2 separate regions of the Homo sapiens genome follow, and region 1 is linked to region 2. Evidence: read pairs that join two places in POLR2A ChIA-PET (ENCODE). Cell type or tissue: GM12878. All regions are shown on one strand. Each heading gives the region's core, and the rest is flanking DNA. Links, peaks and the distances in the headings are about the cores only.

What was found. Peaks named below come from ENCODE experiments on the same cell type or tissue, not always from the same donor. Only the 100,000 strongest peaks of a DNase experiment are listed, where the experiment ranks them.
Region 1: POLR2A ChIA-PET joins it to region 2 with 9 read pairs; 2 of 35 experiments call an interaction of 5 or more read pairs at or near these places.

What each region holds. Positions count from the first base shown.
Region 1 is chr16:15,556,049-15,562,632 of GRCh38, reverse strand. All of the region lies in intron 2 of MPV17L-BMERB1 (MPV17L-BMERB1 readthrough), which reads right to left. The region is part of intron 2 of BMERB1 (bMERB domain containing 1); the gene reads right to left. Among named protein-coding and RNA genes, the nearest start is that of MIR6506, 52 kb to the left of the region's middle. In GM12878, for the core only: no CTCF peak of the experiment used is centred there; no DNase peak of the experiment used is centred there.
Region 2 is chr16:15,752,928-15,759,511 of GRCh38, reverse strand. It overlaps MYH11 (myosin heavy chain 11), which reads left to right. Exons shown (of 41, transcript NM_002474.3): 13 at 1,512-1,685; 14 at 2,998-3,171; 15 at 6,004-6,118. LOC124903650 (a long non-coding RNA gene) reads right to left here and starts at 577. Exons shown (of 2, transcript XR_007065004.1): 1 at 383-577; 2 at 1-289. RefSeq lists enhancers at 1,077-1,710, 1,711-2,344. In GM12878, for the core only: a CTCF peak has its summit at 2,771 (motif pointing right); DNase peaks (open chromatin) are centred at 2,791 and 3,203.

The DNA of each region.
Region 1 (6,584 bases), core at 740-5,739, 200 kb after region 2:
ATCTAGTGGGTAGAGACCAGGGACACTGCTAAACATCCTACTGTGCACAGAACAGCTCCCACAACAGAAAGTGAGCCAGCCACCATGTCAATCACACTGAAGTTGAGGAATCTTGGATTCTAACCACAGAATTATCAAATTATTGATAATTTTTGAGAGGTAAGAGAGGAGAAGATGGAGAAAGGACAAAAGGAGAGACAGGTAGTGATTAGGAGGCAGAGTTTTGGCACCAAACAACTCTGGCTCAAAGGGCCATGGTACAGTGACTTCCTTTTCTGTCTCACCTAACTCATTTTTAATTATTTATTTATGTTTTTTTTTTTTTTTTTGAAAAAGAGTTTTGCTCTCGTTGCCTAGGCTGGAGTGCAATGGCGCGATCTTGGCTCATTGCAACCTTTGCCTCCCGGGTTCAAGTGATTCTCCTACCTAAGCCTTCCAAGTAGCTGAGATTACAGGCATGCACCACCAGGCCCAGCTAATTTTTTTTTTTTTGGACGAGATTTCACCATGTTGATCAGGCTGGTCTCGAACACCTGATCTCAGGTGATCCACCTGCCTCAGCTTCCCAAAGTGCTGGGATGATAGGCGTGAGCCACCGCACCTAGCCGTCATGTTTTAAATAGGAATAATGGCAGTACTATTTGCTGGGATTATTATGCACATCAAGCATTAAGCACAGTGCCTGGGACCTACACAGTCAAATGCCCAGTAAATGCTATCTACTATTATTATGTTTTTTAGAGACAGGGTCTAGCTCTATCACCCAGGCTGGAGTTCAGCAGTGCAATCATAGCTCACTGCAGCTTCGAACGCCAGGGGTAAAAGGATTTGCCTGCCTCAGCCTTCCAAGTAGCTAGGACTTTAGGCATATGCCCCTACACTCAGCTAATTTTTAAATTTTTTGTAGAGACAGAATCTTGCCATGTTGGCCAAGATGGTCTAGAACTCCTAGCCTCAAGCGATCCTCCCATGTCAGCCTCCCAAAGCACTGGGATTACAGGCATGAGCCACCACCCTTGGCCTTTACTATTATTATCATTAGCTGTGAGAAAGAAGCAGAGAATGGCTGGGTGGGGTGGCTCACACCTGTAATCCCAGCACTTTGGGAGGCCGAGGTGGAAGGATCACTTGAAGTCAGGAGTTCAAGACCAGCCTGGCCAACGTGGTGAGACCCTTTCTCTACTAAAAATATAAAAATTAGCCAGGTGTGGTGGCACATGCCTGTAATCCCCAGTTCTCAGGAGGCTGAAGCAGGAGAATCGCTTGAACCCAGGAGGCAGAGGTTGCAGTGAGTCAAGATCATGCCACTGCACTCCAGCCTGGCCAACAGAGTGAGACTCCTTCTCCCAAAAAAAAAAAAAAAAAAAAAAAAAAAATGGCCGGCGTGGTGGCTCACACCTGTAATCCTAGCAGTTTGGAAGGCTGAGGTGGGCAGGTCACAAGGTCAAGAGATCAAGACCATCCTGGCCAACTTGGTGAAATCCTGTCTCTACTAAAAATACAAAAATTAGCCGGGCATGGTTGGTAGTGGGCGCCTGTAATCCCAGCTACTCAGGAAGCTGAGGCAGGAGAATACTTGAACCCAGGAGGCAGAGATTGCGGTGAGCTGAGATCGTGCCACTGCACTCCAGCCTGGCAACAGAGCGAGACTCCGTCTCAAAAAAAAAAAAAAAAAAAAAAGCAGCAGAGAAAAAAGGAAAGAGAAAATGATGTGGAAGAAGCACTATTTCTGAGGAATGGAGCTAACAAGTAAAACCTTTTTAAAAATAACTTTCAGTGCTTATACTCTTCTTTGTAAAAGTTTTTATTTTTATTTATTTATTTTATTTTATTTTATTTTGAGATGGAGTCTGGCTCTGTCACCCAGGCTGGAATGCAGTGGCACAATCTCAGCTCACTGCAATCTCTGCCTCCTGGGCTCAAGCCATCCTCCCTCCTCAGCCTCCAGAGTAGCTGGGACTACAGGGAGGCGCCACCACACCTGGAGAATTTTTTGTATTTTTGGTAGAGAAGGGGTTTTGCCATGTTGCCCAGGCTGGTCTCAAACTCCTGGACTCAAGCAATCCACCCACCTCAGCCTCCCAAAGTGCTGGGATTACAGGCATGAGCCACTATGCCTGGCCAATAAAAGTTTGTAAATGGCAATTTTATCTGATTATAGAATGGATCCCTAATCATTGTAGAAATTTTGGAAAATACAAACAAGTACAAAGAAGGAAGATGAAAGTATGCAGAACCTTGACCTACGTGTAGCAGAGGCCACTTCTACTCCGAGGGTTCTGGTGTATTTCACAGCAATCTTTTTCCTCCATGTAACCTAAGGGTGGCGGGCATGCCCTGGGGGCCTTTGCCCTGGCCCTTTGTCCACCTCCAAGGCTGCCCTTAGCATGTCATTGAATCCTCCCAAAAGATCCAAGCCCACAACCCATTGACAAGCGAGGTGGAGCTCTACAGAACTGCTGACGGGATTCACGCTGCAGGACTCCATCAACGTCCCTATGAGATGGCTCTGTTTTCCTCATGTCTCATCTCTTCTCTCTCTCTCTCTACCTCCTCCACACACCTTCCGCTAAAGGAGGACCATCAGGTCCTAAATCAAGCTTGTCCAAATTAGGCCCAGGATGGCTTTTGAAGGCAGCCCAACACAAATTTGTAAACCTTTTTAAAACATGAGATTTTTTTTGTGTGTGATTTTTTTTTTAAGCTCATCAGCTATTGTTACTATAAGTGTATTTTATGTGTGGTCCAAGACAATTCTTCCAATGTGGCCCAGGGAAGACAAAAGATTGGACACCCCTGTCCTGAATTACTCAGCTCTGTTCTTCAACTTACAAACCCCAGTTGGCAAAACCAAAAGCTTCATGGTCCTTTGAACATCCTTCCAAGAAAGAAGCTTGTCCCCCGACCCCAAGCTGTCCATCAGGGTTAGGTGTCCATTCACGTAACTAAAAATCAAGTCTTTTTCTGGAATATGGAAGGATGGGTTCTGCCATTAAGGCAAACAAGAAGTCAGCATTTACGGAGCATTTACATGTAAATGCACTTTCTGTGCATAAACTCTTCTAGACCGTCACAGCAGTCCAGGAAGAGAAACATTGTTTTTAGCTCTATTTTACAGATGAGTACATGGAGGTTAAGCAACACACCCAAAGCTCTGCACTGGTAAGTGGCCTTCCAGATTCAGCCCTAGCTCCTGCTCTTGACAATTTCACCGTGTTGTCTCCTCTCCATGTGGCTCCATGAGTTGCAGCGGGCATGACTGGTTGTAGACCTTCCCCTCCCGCTTTCTCCCAGAGCTCTGATTTGTCCAGGAGGCAACCTGCCCTGCCTTGATGGAAGCCAGTCACAGAATCCCATTTGCTTTGGCTAGACACATACTTTTCCAGGCTCTCTTGCAAGTGGAGGTAGCTATGACATCTACTCTGGGCCAATGAAATGTAAGAGAACAACTTTAAGCAACCATTACCATAGTCACGTATGTGTCATAGTGCCATATAGGTGACATATGACATATATGTAACATAATGACATATAGTGACATATATAAGGAAGCCAGTGGAGGGTTTAGTTAAATATCATTTGGCTGCTTGACTTTTAGCTATATAAGTTTTAAGATCAGCTAGAAGTAAGTGGTTAAAAGCAAGCAAGGCAAGTTAAGTTTGGTGGGCTTAGAGAAAGCCCTTAAGAGAAACTCCGCTTGGGCAGGCTTCTGGGAAGGATAATTAGGGCCTTCGGTTCTCCCCTGTCCTGGTCCTAAGCTCCTACAGCCACTCACGTGAGAATGGCGAAACCGAACGCTAACCTGATGAAGCCCACCAAACTTAACTTGCCTTGCTTGCTTTTAACCACTTACTTCTAGCTGGTCTTAAAACTTATATAGCTAAAAGTCAAGCAGCCAAATGATATATACCTAACCCCCCCACCGGCTTCCTTACATATGTCACTATATGTCATTATGGTACATATATGTCATATGTCACATATATGTCGCTACGACACATATGTGACTACGGTAATGGTTGCTTAAAGTTGTTTTTCAGGACTATGGGGGCAGCTCCTGTCCAGTTCGAACCCGTTGAGATCAATGACCCTTCAACTGAACCTGTGCAAATGCCGGAGAAGTGACCTTTTGACGTCAGAGGGCCCAAAACTCCCCGAGATCATGCTAATGCTGCCATTTTCTAAACATGCACCCTATGAAGATCCAGGAAGCTTGGCTATGTATGTGCAGATTGCCAATGACCTCACTTTTCCTTGCCTCCAATCACCTCTTCCCACACTTTAGACCACCCTGCTCCTTTATTCCATAAAGATCCCTAAATTCCATCTTCAGGGAGGCAAGTATGAGACCTTTTCTCCTGCCTCCTTGCTTGGCTGCGTTGGTGTGAATAAATTCTTTTCTTTTGCCAAATCCATCATAACAGCGATTGGCTTACTACCCATGGGCAGAAGGGGACAGGTTCGCTATCTAGGGCAGAGGGGAGGAAAGGAAACAGCCAGACCCTTGATAGCATCCTGGGGCCACCCCACTGACCCTCGGGCCACCTGCATCTGGACTGCTTATCAAGTCAAAAAAAATTTTTTTTTTTGAGACGGAGTCTAGCTCTGTTGCCCAGGCTGGAGTGCAGTGGCATGATCTCGGCTCACTGCAACCTCCGCCTCACAGGTTGAAGCCATTCTCTGCCTCAGCTTCCCGAGTAGCTGGGATTACAGGCATCCACCACCAAGCCTGGCTAATTTTTGTATTTTTAGGAGAGATGGAGTTTCACCATCTTGGCCAGGCTGGTCTTGAACTCCTTACCTCGTGATCCACCTGCCTCAGCCTCCGAAAGTGTTGGGATTACAGGTGTGAGCCACTGTGTCCAGCCTCAAGTAAATATTAAATGTCCTTATGACTTAAGTAGTGTGAACAACTGACTTGGTTTGCCTGGGGCTGTCCCAGTTTCTGCACTGCAGTTTCCAGATCCTTGGAAACCTCTCAGTCCCAGGCAAACAGAGACAGCTGGTCACCCAAGATTTAAGACACTAGTCGTCGGACGCTGTGTTACTTGCAGCTGAAGACATTTTCACAGATACATATGTGTGGATAGGTGCATTTTTAATGTGTATTGGATCAAGACATACAGCTGTCCTGCTCATTGCAAGCATGACATCATGATGATTTTCCAATGCCATTAAATCATATTGTTCAAAAGACATGTGAATAGTTCATGCAAAGTGCTTTAAAAGCATAGCTGGAAGTTCGAATAAGCCATGCTTTAGAAGCATGGCTGGAACTTTGAATAAGCCACATTAGTCCAGGTCTCTGTACCATTAGGGCTGAACCTGGAAATCAAACTCTGCTGCTGCCGGCTCGTTCCAGAGAGAGATGTTATCTTCAAGAACCTGATTAATGTTCGGAAGGAAAAGAAAGCCAACCCGTGTCATTCAGCATCTTGGTCTTTCACGCTGGGACGATAGGGGAAAGCGGGTCATTTTTATCAGCGTTGGGTGCGGAGAGGTGATCAGGCCCTGCTGGAATAATAGAGCTGCTGCTTTACAAAATGTTTGTGAAAACGACATGAAATGGAGGCATCAGCAGCTTGAGTTGCAGCCTAATGGAAACCCAGCAGAGACCACGACAAAGGCAGAGGTAGGTTTTCAGAGGCAAGGATTGACTTTTAAAAATAGTCTTTATTGTCTCCTTTTAAAAATAAGTTACAGAGGCTGCAGGTATCTTAAGACAGGTGAGAAAAAGATGTCATGTCTGGGCCGGGCGCGGTGGCTCACGCCTGTAATCCCAGCACTTTGGGAGGCCGAGGAGGGCGGATCACGAGGTCAAGAAATCGAGACCAGCCTGGCCAACATGGTGAAACCCTGTCTCTACTAAAAATACAAAAATTAGCTGGGCGTGGTGGCACGTGCTTGTAGTCCTAGCTACTCAGGAGGCTGAGGCAGGAGAATCACTTGAACCTGGGAGGTGGAGGTTGCAGTGAGCCGAGATTGCACCACTGCACTCCAGCCTGGCAACAGAGCGAGACTCCGTCTCAATAAATAAATAAATAAATAAAAATAAATAAATAAGATGAGGGGTTTAGATGAGCCCTCGAGCCCCATTCTGCAAGCACAGAGAGGATACAACCCGCTTTAGACACAGCCAGATCTCAATGCAGATCTCAGTACCCCCATTGACTGGCTATGACCTACTTTGCTGCTCTCAGCCTCAGTGCTGTCACTGTTGAAAAGGGATTACACCTTTGTCTTGGGGTTGTATGAGAATCAAACAGGCTTGTGTGTGTGGTGCAGGCAGCCCACGGTTTTGCACAGGCAGTGTGGGTGTGTAGGAACAGCCACTTCCATCCACTCCTCCACCCTAGGTAAAAAGTCAGCTCACAGAGACTCTCCTGGACTATCTCAGCCAACATTTCTGTGCAAAATGTGTATCTCACTATCACATGCTATTTTTTTTTTTTTTGAGATGGAGTTTCGCTCTTGTCGTCCAGGCTGTAGTGCAATGGCGGGATCTTGGCTCACTGCAACCTCACCTCCCAGGTTCAGGCGATTCTCCTGCCTCAGCCTCCCAAGTAGCTGAGATAACAGGCACT
Region 2 (6,584 bases), core at 647-5,646:
GAGTCATGATTTTGGAGAAAGGCATGTAGATGGCTACTGTAGGGTAGGAGGCTGTCTAGTTAAGGGTGGATCATTGAGGGTATAAGAGACAGAAATCCAACAGGAAATGCATTGGTTTCTGGAACTGAGAAGGCCAGACATGTAGCTGGATCCCGTAGGCAGGGTCTGATCTCCCGCCATCGTTCTCTCTCTCTCTCTGCCTTCCTCCATATTGGCTCCATTCTCAAGCAGGCTCTCCCCTCACGGGGGCAAGATGGCTGCCACAGCTCCAGACTGCCTCTCAGTAATCCTGGTAAAAAAAAAAAAAAAAAAAAAGCACATATCTCTTTTCTAACAGTTCCAACCAAAATCTTGGAATTAAGTCTCACTGACTCTTACTCACCTGAATTGGGCTACATGGTCACCTCCAAGCCAAGAACTGTTTGCAGGAGCTTGCAATACCTCATGTAGTAGAAACATGGATATTGGATCCTTTACCCATGGGTTTGAAGAAAGTTCTCAGAGAAAGGGAAGGTTTTTTTTTTGTCTTGTCTTGTTTTTTTTTTTTTGAGACAGAGTCTTGCTCTGTCGCCCAGACTGGAATGCAGTGTCACAATTTTGTCTCACTGCTGCCTCCGCCTCCTGGGTTCAAGCAATTCTCTTGTCTCAGCCTCCTGAGTAGCTGGGACTACAGGAGTGTACCACTGTGCCCAGCTAATTTTTTTTTTTTTTTTAGACAGAGTCTCGCTCTGTTGCCCAGGCCGGAGTGCAGTAGTGCAATCTTGGCTCACCGCAACCTCCGCCTCCCAGGTTCAAGTGATTCTCCTGCCTCAGCCTCTCGAGTAGCTGGGATTAGTGCCACCATGCCTGGCTACTTTTTTTTTTTTTTTTGGTAGAGACAGAGTTTCACCCTGTTGGCCAGGCTAGTCTCAAACTCCTGATCTCAAATGATCCACCAGCCTCGGCCTCCCAAAGTGCTGGGATTACAGGTATGAGCCACTGTGCTTGGCCAATTTTTGTATTTTTAGTGGAGAGAGGTTTCGCTATGCTTGCCAGGCTGGTCGCAAACTCCTGACCTCAAGTGATCCTCCCGCCTTGGCCTCCCTAAGTGCTGGGATTACAATCATGAGCACTACACCCAGCCAGGAGGTTTTAAGATTGATAGATGTCCCGAAAGAAGTGTACTACCGAGTCACTTTCTCTCTGCGCCTCTGTTTTCACATCTGTAAAATGTTTCCACATCTGTACATGCAGTAGCGTGCCTTACGAGGTTTGTCCATCCATAGATGGTTGTGCAGATGGAGGAGATAAGCATCTTTAAGGTGTGTGAGGGCCATGTGATATCAACTTCACCAGCCCTGGTGGACTCTAGGCAGCATGTTTTGGGGCCTCAGCCCTGTCTGGGTGCTGGGATGGCAGAACAGGATGTGGGCGGGCCATGGGGGCGCTGTCGGGTGGAGCTTCTGTGGGGCTCCTTGTCTTCTGACTTCATACCAAGATGCTCACGCCCCGCCCCCACGCCATGTGCTCAGGTGAACTCCTTCGAGCAGCTGTGCATCAACTACACCAACGAGAAGCTGCAGCAGCTCTTCAACCACACCATGTTCATCCTGGAGCAGGAGGAGTACCAGCGCGAGGGCATCGAGTGGAACTTCATCGACTTTGGGCTGGACCTACAGCCCTGCATCGAGCTCATCGAGCGACCGGTGAGGGGCACGTGGGCGTGCGGGGCTCCGTCACACCTTGTACACGTGTGTGGCCTCTGTGGAGCCGACGTGGACCCCACACTCTCCCCATGCACATAGCATTCCCCCACCCAATCCATCACCCAGTCCTGAAAGGCTGTAAGCTGAATCCTTGTGAACTCTTACAATTTCCATTAACCCACATTTTCATATCAAAGGTATTTTCTTTAATTTCTGCCTTCCTTCCATCCTCTTTTTTCTTCCTTTTTTTCTTCCCTACCCTCTTTCCCTTCCCTTTCCTTCTCTGCCATTGCTTTTTTTTTTTTTTTTTTTTTTTTTATGACATGGTCTGACTCTGTTGCCCAGGCTGGAGTGCAGTGGCACAATCTTGCCTCACTGCAACCTCCACCTCCCTGCCTCAAGTGATCCTCCCGCCTCAGCCTCCCAAGTGGCTGAGACTACAGGCGTGCACCACCACGCCCACCTAACTTTTGTATTTTCAGTAGAGACAGGGTTTCTACTAATTAGCCGGGCCTGGTGGTGCACGCCTGTGGTCCCAGCTATTTGGGAGGCTGAGGTGGGAGGATTGCTTGAGCCCTGGAGGCAGAGGTTGCTGTAAGCCGAGATTGCGCCACTGCATTCCAGCCTGGATAACAGAGTGAGACCCTGTCTCCAAAAAAAACTTTTCTAACAGGAACCCTAGGTGAATTCAAGTCAAGCAACAAATTCATTTGCAAGAATTATGAACTCGGCCGGGCGCGGTGGCTCATGCCTGTAATCCCAGCACTTTGGGAGGCCGAGGCGGGCGGATCACGAGGTCAGGAGATGGAGACCATCCTGGCTAACACGGTGAAACCCCGCCTCTACTAAAAATAGAAAAAATCAGCCGGGCGCCGTGGCAGGCGCCTGTAGTCCCAGCTACTCGGGAGGCTGAGGCAGGAGAATGGCGTGAACCCAGGAAGCGGAGCTTGCAGTGAGTCGAGATCGCGCCACTGCACCGTCTGCCTGGGCGACAAGGCAAAACTCTGTCTCAAAAAAAAAAAAAAAAAAAAAAGAGTTATGAACTCTTCATGATGTTGCCTGCGTGTTGCCCACTAGGGGGCGGCAGCAAACATTATGTTCTGCCTTCCATCCCTGTTACTGGTCCATTGGGCACAGGGTAATTTGAAGGTAGATTTGGAAGCATGGGGGTCATAAACTCATCTTTATATGTGGGCAAATACAGTATCAGATCTCGGCGGATGCCCATGCGTTGTGTATAGTTGGCCAGCTCTTCATGGAATGCCTGAGGTTGGGTGTTCTCTCTGATTCAAGCCCTACTTGTCTCCCACAGAACAACCCTCCAGGTGTGCTGGCCCTGCTGGACGAGGAATGCTGGTTCCCCAAAGCCACGGACAAGTCTTTCGTGGAGAAGCTGTGCACGGAGCAGGGCAGCCACCCCAAGTTCCAGAAGCCCAAGCAGCTCAAGGACAAGACTGAGTTCTCCATCATCCATTATGCTGGGAAGGTACCAGCCACAGGGCCCAGGGGACTCTGTCTCAGGGGACCCCCAGTGGCTGCTCAGCGCAGAGACAGTCTGAGAGTGGCAGAACCTTGGGCTGCCTGGAAACTGCAAAGCCATCTGCTGCTAAGCGAATCCCAACCAAGTCCTATTCGTAATTTGTCTACGCATCTGTAAGGCATCAGCTGTAGCCACTCTCATGTTTTCCAACCGTGACGTCCAGACAGTTATTTCTTTCTGTTTTTGTTGGAGACAGGGTCTCGCTTTGTCGCCCAGGCTGGAGTGCAGTGGTGCGATCATAGCTCACTACAGCCTCAACCTCCTGGGCTCACACGATCCTCCTGCCTCAGCTTCCCAAGTAGCTGGGACTACAGGTGTACACCACCATGCCCAGCTAAAATCTTTTTTCCTTTTTGAGATGGAATTTTGCTCTTGTCATCCAGGCTGGAGTGCAATGGCGTGATCTCTGCTAACTGCAACCTCTCCCTCCGGGTTCAAGAGATTCTCCTGCCTCAGCCTCCCAAATAGCTGGGATTACAGGCACCTGCCACCACACCCAGCTAATTTTTGTATTTTTAGTAGAGAAGGGTTTCGCCATGTTGGCCAGGCTGGTCTCAAACTCCTGACCTCAGGTGATCCACCCGCCTCGGCCTCCCAAGGTGCTAGGATTACAGGCATGAGCCACCGTGCCTGGCCGCCCAGCTAAATTTTTAAATTATGTATAGATATGGGGTCTTGCTGTGTTGCCCAGGCTGGTCTTGAATTCCTGGGCTCAAGAGATCTCCCTGCCTCGGCTTCCTGAAGTGCTGGGATTATGAGCACGAGCCACTGTACCTGGCCTCAGCCTGCTTTTCTTGTATAGACTCTAAATCCTTCCTGCTACAAGTTATACCCAACAGGCGGGGCCAACTGGAATGGGGTGACTAATACATCCACACCTGGCTTCAACAAAAATCTCCCATGTCACGGTCTTGAGTTTGCTATTGCCAGCCTGCTCTGGCCAGGGAAATCTATGATAGTTGTATTCATCATCATCATCATCATCATCAACATGCCTTGGCTGTTATTGTATAGGCCCTTGCCCTGTGGCTCTCAAGAGTCCTGGATAATGTACAAAGGACATAGCTTAGTCTGGCTTGCAGAATTGTAGTATTCTATTGACTCCTCAGTACCTCCACTGCATCATGGGCACAAACAATGCTCTCTACCAGGGCCTGGCAACAGAGTCCGATCTGGCCCACAGCTTGTTATTGTAAATAAAGTTTTATTGGAACACAGCCATGCCCATTTGTATGCATAATGTCTATGGCTGGCTGCTTTTGTATACTACAGTGCTAGAGTTGAGTAGCTGCGACAAAGACTGTATGACTTGGCTGGGTGTGGTGGCTCACGCCTGTAACCCCAGCACCAAGGCAGGTGGATTACTTGAGGTCAGCAGTTTGAGACCAGCCTGGCCAACATGGCGAAAGCCCGTCTCTGCTAAAAATAAAAAATAAAAAAAATTTAAAAATTAGCCAGCTGTGAGATTACAGGCACACAACTGTAACCTCAGCTACTCAGGAGGCTGAGGCAAGAGAACTGCTTGACCCAGGAAGTTGGAGGTTGCAGTGAGCTGAGACTGCACCACTGCACTCCAGACTGGGCAACAGAGAACCACTCTGTCTCAAAAACCAAAACAAACAAACAAACAAAACATTGTATGACTTGCCAAGCCAAAAATATCTACTATCTGGGCCTTCACCAAAAGTTTCCCAACTCCTAGCCTATATTCAAGGGGGTATATGTTCCTTTAAGCATATAGAGACAACACTTTTCTTTTCCCTACTTCATCAGTGGATTTTTTTTATTATTATTTTCAGTCTTCTCTCAGATCAAGCCTACCTATTATCCTGATAACCCACATCCCATGATAACCCAGCAAAGCTGTATTATCAGTTCCTTTCATTTAATATTCACCATAGTAAAAATTACGGCTTTGGGCATTGTCATTGTTTGAGTCAGGAATGTAAAAAGCCTATATGTCCTTTTTCTGTATATCCATATATCAGGATCTCTGAGTTACAAATTATGCTCATTAGAGAGTGGAAAATAGGATGCCATGCTTAATTAATTTATTTATTTAATTATTTTGAGACAGAGTCTCACTCTGTCACCCAGGCTGGAGTTCAGTGGCGCAATCTCAGCTCACTGCAATCTCCGCCTCCCAGGCTGAAGCGATTCTCCTGCCTCAGCCTCCCGAGTAGCTGGCATTACAGGTGTGCACCACCATGCCTGGCTAATTTTTTTTTTTTTTTTGTATTTTTAGTAGACATGGGGTTTCACCATGTTGGTCAGGTTGGTCTTGAACGCCTGACCTCAAATGATCCACCCACCTTGGCCTTCCACAGTGCTGGGATTACCAGTGTGAACCACCACGCTTGGCTGCCATGCTTAATTTCTAAACCAGGATGATTGGGAAGATGATGAGGGGGGAGTTTTGCATGTCGGCAGGAGGGCATCTGCCGTCATGAAATCTCTTAATAGTGTATAACTCACAGGTACTGTGCTGGCTTAGGAGGAGGGAGGCTACCACAGCAGCGTTAGTAGGAGAATATGGAATGGAAACTAGGCTTTCCCAGCAATGGCTATCACTGGCTGATGTCCTACTACGTGGGCACAGGTCCCTGGGCTGTTGGTCTCTTCACTGGTGTTTGTGGAGTCCCATCATGGTGGTCATAAACGTCATTTCCTCTCTGACCTCAGAAGATCTGGAAGGACAATGGGAGGGCTGGGGTCCTGGCCTTGGTTTCTAAGTTTCTAGTTTCCCAGGGGTTCTGACCAGCAGGGTGTCCTTGGCAGGTGGACTATAATGCGAGTGCCTGGCTGACCAAGAATATGGACCCGCTGAATGACAACGTGACTTCCCTGCTCAATGCCTCCTCCGACAAGTTTGTGGCCGACCTGTGGAAGGACGGTAAGGCCTTCTCTGCTCGGGTCCATGTTCTGCTTTGAGCTGGAGAATTGAACACCCAAGTCCCCCGACTCTCACACCTGCCCCAGGAGGGGAGGCCTTTACATGGGGGCAGGGGAAGGAAGAGCATTGGCATGGGCTGGTGATGTCTCGTTGAAACAATTTCTTCCTGAGTGGGGGTCCCTGAGCCCCTCAATCCTACATGTCCCGAGGGGATTGAGGTCCTGAGGTCAGGGCTCAGGCAATAGAGGAGAAACAGCATGCCAGGCACGGGGAGTTAGACTGCCCTGTCCAGAGTCAGAAGGACTTCACTGTATCTTGTCTCTGCCACCTCCTAGCTCTGTGGTCTTGGATGAGTCACTTGATGTCATTAAGCTTCATTGTCCTCATTAGTAAAACAGGAGATGCAATAATAGTTGCCGTCTCTACTAGAGGTATTATGAGGGTTAAATTAGACCAGTGATGCTCA